Regions from separate parts of the Homo sapiens genome. Here region 1 is linked to region 2. A link is a contact called in ENCODE Hi-C data. All regions are on one chromosome and are shown on one strand. The core of a region is the stretch at or near the end of the contact, and the rest is flanking DNA. Distances in the headings are between cores, read along the strand shown. Region 1 holds the start of CCDC86 (coiled-coil domain containing 86). Region 2 holds the start of MS4A8 (membrane spanning 4-domains A8).

The links. A loop is a pair of places that touch in the nucleus more often than their neighbours do. Pooled maps may share reads with other maps.
Region 1: a loop to region 2 is called in a pooled map, with 2.8 times the contacts of the local background. The contact joins the promoter of CCDC86 here to the promoter of MS4A8 in region 2. A Hi-C loop is called at or near these places in 1 of 168 maps with a recorded cell type or tissue (Caco-2), 4 of 37 single-sample maps with no recorded cell type and 3 of 50 pooled maps.

Annotation. Positions count from the first base shown.
Region 1 is chr11:60,839,611-60,844,119 of GRCh38, reverse strand. It overlaps CCDC86 (coiled-coil domain containing 86), which reads right to left and starts at 2,007. Exons shown (of 4, transcript NM_024098.4): 1 at 1,238-2,007. The coding sequence starts at 1,995. It overlaps CCDC86-AS1 (CCDC86 antisense RNA 1), which reads left to right. Exons shown (of 2, transcript NR_182293.1): 2 at 2,140-2,314. RefSeq lists enhancers at 1,582-1,811, 1,718-2,917.
Region 2 is chr11:60,698,185-60,702,697 of GRCh38, reverse strand. It overlaps MS4A8 (membrane spanning 4-domains A8), which reads right to left and starts at 3,086. Exons shown (of 7, transcript NM_031457.2): 1 at 2,923-3,086; 2 at 1,619-1,838. The coding sequence starts at 1,837. All of the region lies in intron 2 of LOC105369321 (a long non-coding RNA gene), which reads left to right. RefSeq lists enhancers at 1,041-1,540, 1,541-2,042.

The sequences.
Region 1 (4,509 bases), core at 758-3,257, 140 kb before region 2:
CGCTCAACTTGCTCATCACCCTCTTCCCACCTGAACCAGCCTCCTCCAGTTCCACATGGCCATCAACGGCCCTGCCATTCTCCTGTGACCCCCTGGGACAGGGCAGAGGGGTAGTGCCATCATCCACTTCTCCAACAGTTACAGTCACTCTAGCCTCAAAGTCTCTCCCATGGGAGACTTGCAGTAAATTACTCTGTAAGCCTCAGTTTCTTCTGTTTCATCAGGGGTGGGGGGATAATATCCACAGCCTAGGGTTTTAAGGATACAAGAAAAGGGCCTAGCACGAAGCCTGGCACAGAGTCAGCTTCTTCCTTAAAAACACCCTCCTTCCTCATGGTCCCTCACAGGCATACATCCCTGACTCTCCCCTGTGGTTCCCATTAGCTCGAATTGGAACTGAATCCCACACCTCTCCTTCATGGCAGCCTACACTCTTCCTTCTTCAGATGAGCTACTTCGTTCCTTCATTAAATAAGCATTCATTGGGCATTTACTATGCCCTTGGCACAGAAAGACAAGAAAGATCTCGTGCCTGCCCCTTAAGAAGGTCGCAATCCAATTCAAGGTGGATCTACAGGGATTGGGTAAAGGGGTTTTTTGCACACAGGCTTCGGAATCAGATCTGTGCTCAGGTCCTGTGCCTACCACTCATTTAGCCTTGGTTTCCTCACACAAAAAACAGGAATAATAACACCGCCTGCTTCACAGGGCTGACGTGCAGATTAAGCGTGATGACACATGCTGTTCCATGTTTGAAAGGCTGTTGACTGGTAAATCCTTATTAAGGCTGTTGACTGGTAAATCCTTATATAATCAGTGCTCAGTAATACTTTTTATCTTAAAGGCAAATAACTGTAATAGACTATATTGGATGAAGACCTCACTGCTTTGATCAAGTAATGGCTGGTTTACTTGCTTCTGCTTCTCTCACTAGAGAGGGCAGACAACGGTAAATGTCTGTTGAACGAATACAGACCTGAGGTGCTACAGGAGAGGCCCATAGGGACCCTGAGGAGGAAAGGCATCAGAGAAATTGATCTTTGAGGGCCTGGCCCCACCCTCTCCGGGATCCCAGGGCATTTTACCACATTCTGATTGTAATTACCTGTTTGCTAACATCCCCACTAACGTGAGCTCTCTCTAACCCTGGGGCTATTCTCCAGGCTGCAGCAGGGCAAAGGCGGGGTCCCAACACCATAGAGAACGCCACCCCTGTCCATGCTGTCCCCCACTTCACCTTTTCTTGGAGCGGTCCTTCCACACTCGCCCCGATTTGGGCTTCCCCTTCGGGATTACAGGAAGCTCCTCTTTATTCAACTTCTTGGACGCTGGGGCCTGGGATGAAGAACCTTTTCGCTTCTTTGCCCCGAAGCCGCCTGTCACCGTCTCCCCAGCTGGAGGTGGCTTGCTCGGCTCATGCTGACCCCGGGGGGAGCCAGGTGCCCTGGGTGTCAGCTCCAGTAGTGGCTGAGAGGGCTCCGGACCGGGAGCTTGCTGACCGGGGTAAGGCTCTGGTGATCCTGGGACCGGCGGTAGCTGATGCTGGGGGGCCCCCGGGGTCAGCTCCTCCTTATTCTGGGCCAACTCCGAGGCCAGTACTCCCTGGTCCTGAGAACACTTTGGTGCCTCCTCACTTGGCTTCGGCTGACATCGTGGGGATTCAGGACTGTACTCTGGCTGTCTTTGAGGCGACTCCAGGTGTAGGTCTTGCTGACGCTGGGGGGACGCTGCGCCTGGCTCTGGCTGCCCTTGGGGTGACTCCAAGCCTGCACCCTGCTGCAGACGGGGTGATCCTGGGCTTGTCTTCGGCGGCCTTTCGGGGGACCCCAGGCCAGCCCGCTGCACACTCGGAGGAGACCCGGGCTCCCTCGTTTCTTCTGGGTTCGACTCGAACTCCACAAGGGCCCGTCTCGTCCGCGAAACTGAGGTGAGGCTCTCGGGGGATTCGGGCCTTAGGCCTCCCAGCCGTCGGCTGCGCCTTAACGGTGTATCCATGGCTCAGCCGGTAAGTTTCCACACCCCTGCGCACGTGCAGCCCCCGCCGAAACCGGCGCCTTCCTATGACGTCAGGAGTCGCCGCGTCCGTGACGCACAGGAGGGGGGCTGTTGCTGAGGCGGCCATGTTGGTGAGGGGTGGAGAGGCGGGACCGGGGTTGGGGAGAGTGGGGCTCAGCATGCGCATGCGCAATTCGCGCGAGCGCAGTCAACATGTGATTGATGAGCCAGTCTTTTTCCTGGGATTCGCTTTTGCCTTTCTTGCAAAGTTTCCTGGGGAAAGAAGAGCGAGCAAGTAGAAAAGGGAAAGTGGGAGGACCCATTTCAGGGAGAGAACAGAGTCGAAAAAAGGTCCGAGGAGCCCATAGGCAAGGCCCAGTGGATGTTTTGCAGCCAACTCCGGTGCAGTTGGGCAGAGTCCTGCCCTCCTTGGGCCTGTTTTCTCATTTGTAATAGGGGTCATTTTGCACTAGCTTCGTGCATCCCAAATGATCCTGTCAGAGTCCTCCTCCCACCTACCTGAGGGACTGCTACCTGGGGGTCCTGGAGGTGGAAGATCGGTCTTTTCTGTGTTAATTGTTCACACTCTTGATTCTTCCGTCCTGTGCTTCCGTATATAATCCATAGCTCTCCCTCCCTTTTCAGCGTTTTCAACGTTTGTGAGGGAAGTTGAGGTACCAATAAGATGCACCACCTTTGTCCTGTGGCTCACCTGGGCCCTCGACCAGCTGCATATCCTCCCACGTCCCTCTTCTTCTACCCCAGTTCTAGAAACGGGTTGGATCATCTCCGATCTTCCTTTCAGCCCAGACAGTGGTTTTTGCTCGTGTGTGAACCTGCTTCGCCTCCCCTCCCTTCCCTTGCTATTCACCTGTAAATGTACTTTGCTTACTAAGCACTTTGGGACCTCACCAGTGAGCAGGTGTTGACTTCTGGACCTCCCAAGGCCTAGAGAAGACTCTCGGGATGTGGGGTTGGGGAATGTGGGGCTGTGGAGACTTTCGTGTGAGACCTAGGAGTGGGGCTTTGATTTACTTACAGCATGCTTCTTAGGAAGAACATCTTGGAAGTGGCCCAGTTGTGTAATTCTTGGAACTGCCTGGGGTTGGCCATTAAAGGTCCCAGGGCCCCGTCTGACATTCCAGTGGTTTCTTTTAGAAACCATTGTTTCTCCAGCTGCGGGCTTGTGAGAGGGCCTGGGAAATTGTCCAAGAATATCAGGGATCAGAGTGTCCTCATCTTCCTCATGTTCCTGAGTCAAGGAGACCCCTGCAGGGGGGCTTTGCCTGCCTCACTGCTCCTCTCCGGCCATGCAGCTGTCCACAGCAGAAGCAGCCGGGACACCTCCTTGCCCAGCTCTTCCACCCCCCAACTGTCAGAGGAGTGAGTTCCATTCAGTTCCTTAAATGCCCTGCCCCTGCCTGGAGACCCCAATGATCTGACACTCAGAACCAAGCCCGGCAGGTGTTGCCAGAGTGCTGGAGGAGACTGTATGCCCCTCTGCCCTGCTCCAGTCCCCCTTGGCTTGCCCTGCCTCCTAAGCTCTTGTCCCCAGCTGGAGGGATCACTCTCCAGTGCCGATTGGATCATATCCTAGTCTAGCCTGAAATACTTCAGAGGGTGATCTCAGGTTTTCACCAGAGAGAGGGAGATGTGTTTTAGAGGAGGCCTTTGGGTGGCCCCCAGACATTTGGAGGCACTTTGTCAACCTCAGCATCAGATGGGCTCTGGCCCAGAACCCCCTACTCCCACATGAGCTCAGTTTGTCATTGTCATTATACATGGTGTGCAGAGGCCCAGAGGAGACTCCTGAAATTTTCAGAAGCGCCTGGTGTGGCGATCGCTGTTGGGACCCTGTCTCCTTACACTCCTTTGCTTTCTTTTAAAAATTATTATTATTTTTGAGACAGGGTCTTGCTCTGTTGTCCAGGCTGGAGTGCAGTGGCACAATCACAGCTCACTGCAGCCTTGACCTCCCAGGCCCCAGGGATCCTCCCACCTGAGTAGCTGGCACCACAGGCTCATGCCACCATGCCTGGCTATTTTTTTTTTTTTGTAGAAACGGGGTCTCCCTGTGTTGCTCAGGCTGGTCTTGAACTCCTGGGCTCAAGTGATCCTCCTGCCTCGGCCTCCTGAAGTGTTGGGATTACAGGCGTGAGCCACTGTGCCTGGCCACTCCTTTGCTTTTATTGCAGCTTTCTACATCACAGCTTTCTTGCCTTTAGGTGGTAGGATACTGAGGGGCTTCTCTGTAGCCCCCAGAGGCCACCAACAGGATTGAACTTGCATTGCCCACAAAGGTAATCTGCTCATGGACCCTCTTTTGGCTTCATCCCTGTCTCACTTCCCCACTTTCTTATAGATGCTTGCTGAGGTCATTCTCAGAGCAGACAAATATTGTACTTAATCCTCTTCTCAGAGTTGGCTTCTGCAGAAACCTAGCCTGAAACATTGGTGCCAGCAATGATTGGTCCAGGCATTGTTTCAAGTACTCTCCAAGTACAAATCCATTTC
Region 2 (4,513 bases), core at 1,837-4,336:
GCCAGGCACAGTGGCTCACACCTGTAATCTCAGCACTTTGGGAAGCTGAGACGGGCGGATCACAGGTCAGGAGTTCAAGACCAGCCTGGCCAACATGGTGAAACCCTGTCTCTACAAAAATACAAAAACTAGCTCGGCATGATGGTGGGTGCCTGTAATCCCAGCTACTTGGGAGGCTGAGGCGGGAGAATCGCTTAAACCCAGGAGGCAGAGGTTGCAGTGAGCCAAGACTGCGCCACTGCGCTCCAGCCTGGGTGACAGAGTGAGACTCTGTCTCAAAAAAACAAAGTTTTCAACTTTATTATGGTGTGAAAGTGACATGAATTCAGTAGAAACCGTATTTGGAGTACCCATACAATCATTCTGCTTTTCATTTTCAGTCCAGTGTTCAGTAAACTACATTAGATATTCAAGAACACTATTAAATAGGCTTTGTGTTAGATGATTTTGCCCAGCTGTAAGCTAACCTAAGTGTTCTGAACTTGTTTAAGGTAGGCGAGGCTAAGCTATGATGTTTGGTAGGCTACATGTATTAAATGTATTTTTTACTTATGATATTTTTAATTTACGATGGGTACACTGGGACATAATCCCATTGTAAATGAAAGAACATCTGTGTATGTTTGTATATTACACACGTGGTAGCAAATACAAATATATTACTTCCTTAAATTCACATAAATGTAAGCAAATTATACACAGTGTCTGCCCCTTACTTTCTTCCATTAACTCCATATCTTGGGGTGTGTCCCTATCATTACACAAAGAGCTTTCTTGTTCTTTTCATAGCTCCACTACATTTTATTCTTTGGATGCACTGACTTAACCAGTATATTACACTGACTTAACCAATATACTGACTTAACCGGTATTATATTGATGGATATTACAATATTTTTGTTATCACAAACCACGCTGCAATGAATAAGCTCATACATATCACAGTTTTTGTGGGCACAGGCATATCTGGAGGATGAAGTTCCAGCAATGGAATTATTGGATATTTTGTAAATTTGGCAGATACAAATTTCCCTCCCTAAGGGTTGTATCAATTTTTGTTCCCATGAGCACTATCTGAGGGTGGAGCTAGGGTTGGAGCTCGGGCAGTCTGCATCCAAATTCATGCCCATCATTCAGCTACACAGTGAAATGGGCCTTTCTTTGTCCAGCGCAGGACAGCCTCTCAGGGGTTGCGGTGACCATTTATGTTGTTGGTTGCCTAACCTGCTTTGTTTCCTGTTGGGCAAATATTTGATTCGATCTTATTGGATTCTGACTCCACCTTGTGGTCTATTTTGGTCTTGCTGGGACCCCTTTCTTCAGAGGCCACAGGGCTGGGCGTGGATCCTGGCAACAGGATCAACCTTCAAGCGTGCTGCTTTTTTGTTGCTTTTCTTTCTCTTTCCGAAAATGCCTAAATCAGAAAATACAAGGTCTGAGCAGAGGCCGCCTGTGATGTTGTGCAGCTGAGCTTTCTAATAGACCTGTGCTTGGCAAGGCGCGATCAACTCAGCCCCACTTGCGGGATGTAGTGTTTGTGTATTTCCCAGGCCTTCCCTTCCCCCTGCCATCACTCCAGCTGTGCAGTCTGTGGCCTGCAAAGGGAAATCTCACTTACCCCCAAGGTTTTGCCTTCTTTCAGAGCTTTCTGCACAGGCTGCCCATTCACATTCGACACCAAACTAGGTGGGTTCCCAGGAACTAGGTGGACTTGCGGCTGGCTGTTTGGATACAGGGGCACGTGAGACATAATTCCTGGGGTCACAGGATAACCATTGTGGGGTGCCACCACCAACACAGAATTGGCCACCGGAACTGCTGAAGTCATCGAATTCATGCTGCCAAGAAATAAATGCGAGAGAATTTTCCCTCACATATGGACTTGTCCTTTAAAAAGGACTTTTGCTTCTTCTAGCTCATTGGAGCATCTTAACCCTCTACAAGTTTATGAATCCCATGTTACAAATAATAGATATCAGTTATAGGGCACTTAAGAGGTGCTTTACAAATACATTTCCTTTCATCCTCTCACCCGCCCAGTTTTACAGATGAGAAAACTAAGACTCAAAGAGGCTAAAGGCTACCAGAGGGCAAGGGGTCCATCTTTTCCATCTTTGTGTCTCTCATAGTGTTTATTTTTTAATTTTTTTTTGAGACAGAGTCTGGCTCTGTCACCCAGGCTGGAGTGCAGTGGTACGATCTTGGCTCACTGCAACCTCCGCCTCCCAGGTTCAAGCAATTCTCCTGCCTCAGCCTCCTGAGTATCTGGGATTACAGGCCCCCGCCACCACACCCAGCTAATTTTTGTATTTTTAGTAGAGATGGGGTTTCCCCCTGTTGGCCAGGCTGGTCTCGAACTCCTGACCTCAGGCGATCCGCTTGCCTCGGCCTCCCAAAGTGCTGGGATTACAGATGTGAACCACCGCACCCGGCCTCTCATAGTGTTTAGAGTGCTGCTTTGCATATGTTAGTACTGGCTGAAAGCAAAAGTTCAGAACTAGAAAATCTCTTGGACAACATTGAGTTCAATTCTCTCATTTTCTGGAAAAGGAAACAGGGTGAGAGAGTGGACAAGAATCCTCCAAGGTCCCAGGTATGTCAATATTAGTTAAATGGAGATTATCCTTCTCAAGGGAAGCCCCATTGCCAAGGCAGTGTCTGTTCATTGGGTGGCTTCCACTGCTCAATTTTCTAGGCTACTTATACATTCTAATGTGGTTTTAAAAATTCTTTTTCTTTTTGTTTCTCCCATCCCCCTCCATGTCCTATCTTTCTCTTTCTTTCTCTTGGAGCAGACTCAATAAAGCTAGTACAATACACTCTGTCTATCCCTCATCCACACTGGTTCGCCGTAAGTCTCACTTGGTAGAAAAACCTTATCACCAACTCCCAGTTACCAACCACCAGATTAAGCAGACTCACCTTGCTCTGCCAGCAGCCACGTATCTCTTGATCCTATTCCTTTTCTTTGCTGTGGGGACCTTGTTTTTTTTCCTGAGAGAATGAATGTACTGGGGCCAGTTGGGTGGTAGGGTTAGAAGGATCCGAAGTCCTCTATTTCCTGGATGCAGGCCAGGTTACATGCTGCTTAGAGCTCAGTTTCATTCGTATTTATTTCCTGTTTTGGTTAATGAGCCAGTTAAATATGGTTTGATTTGACAAGAGTCTATGGTATAATCTCCATGGAGAAGAAAGGGTTGGGCTGGTTGCTCTGGGAGACACAGAAATGAACTGGGCACCCAGGGTGTGCTGTATTTAGCTGTAACATGAGACAGGATGAAATAAACACCACAGAAGAGAGATAAATGTCCCCACAGGAGAACAGAGGAGAAAATGATTTGTTGGACTTGAAGAGATTAGGGAAGACTTCAAACAGAAGGTGGCATATGAAATCAATAAACTGCAGTCCAGAAAGGGATAGAATCACAGCGAGTGAAATGAGACTTGTAATCAACTTAGATCTATTTTCATCCAAGTCAGAGCCAATAGAAAATCAGAAGCCATCCATGGGAGGGCATTCCACATATCTATGACATACATCGTGTGAATTGCACAGTACAAAAACAGCTGCATGTAATAGTCCATGACAGATTTACCGTTGAAGAAGGTGAACAATGAAGAACAAATGAAGTTGATGGGATGGCTAGAACATTGTAAGATGGTCAAAACAAAAAGAACACCGTTGAGGGTATGGAAAGGGAAAAGTCTTGGGGAAGAGAAGGTAGAGATATGTTGGGAATGGCTCACAGTGAAGGACATTGAATGTAAAAAAGATGAAAAGGTAGCTGGAGTCAGACTTCACTTTTTTGTTGTTGTTTGTATTTTTTAGAGACAGGGTCTTGCTCAGGCTGGAGTGCAGTGATAGTTCACTGCAGCCTCAAACTCCCAGGCTCAAGCAATCCACCTGCCTCAGCCTCCTGAATAGCTGGGACTGCAGGCACGCACTACTGTGGCCAGCTAAATCTTAAAATTTTTTGTAGAGACAGGATTTCACTATGCTGCCCAGGCTGGTCTTCAATTCCTGGCCTCAAATGATTCTCCTGCCTCGGCCTCCCAAAGTGCAGGGATTACAGGAGTGAGCCACCATGCCTAACCCAAATTTTACTTCTTTACCCATTTTTTCTATCAGATTCCTGGACCTTTGTCCCTTAATTTTTAAAGAGTTCTTTACATACTAGGGATTTTAGGTCTTTGTCTTTGGTATATTCTCCAATTTTGACAGTGTCTTTTGATTTTGTTTAGGGTGGTTTTCTGTCAAGAAAAATTTTAAAAATTTTTGTAGTAAAATTTATCAGTCTTATCTTTTATTACCTATGCATTTGAGTCATTGTTTGAAAGCCTTTCCTAACACTAAGATTAAACAGGAATTTAGCTGTGTTTTCTTCTAATACTTGTATTGTTTTACTTTTTACATTTTGATTCTTAATACATGTAAAATGTATTTTTTTGTGAATGCTATGAGATGTGGGTCTAATTTTAAATTTTTCCAAAAGTCTACCTGGCTGCCCCAGGG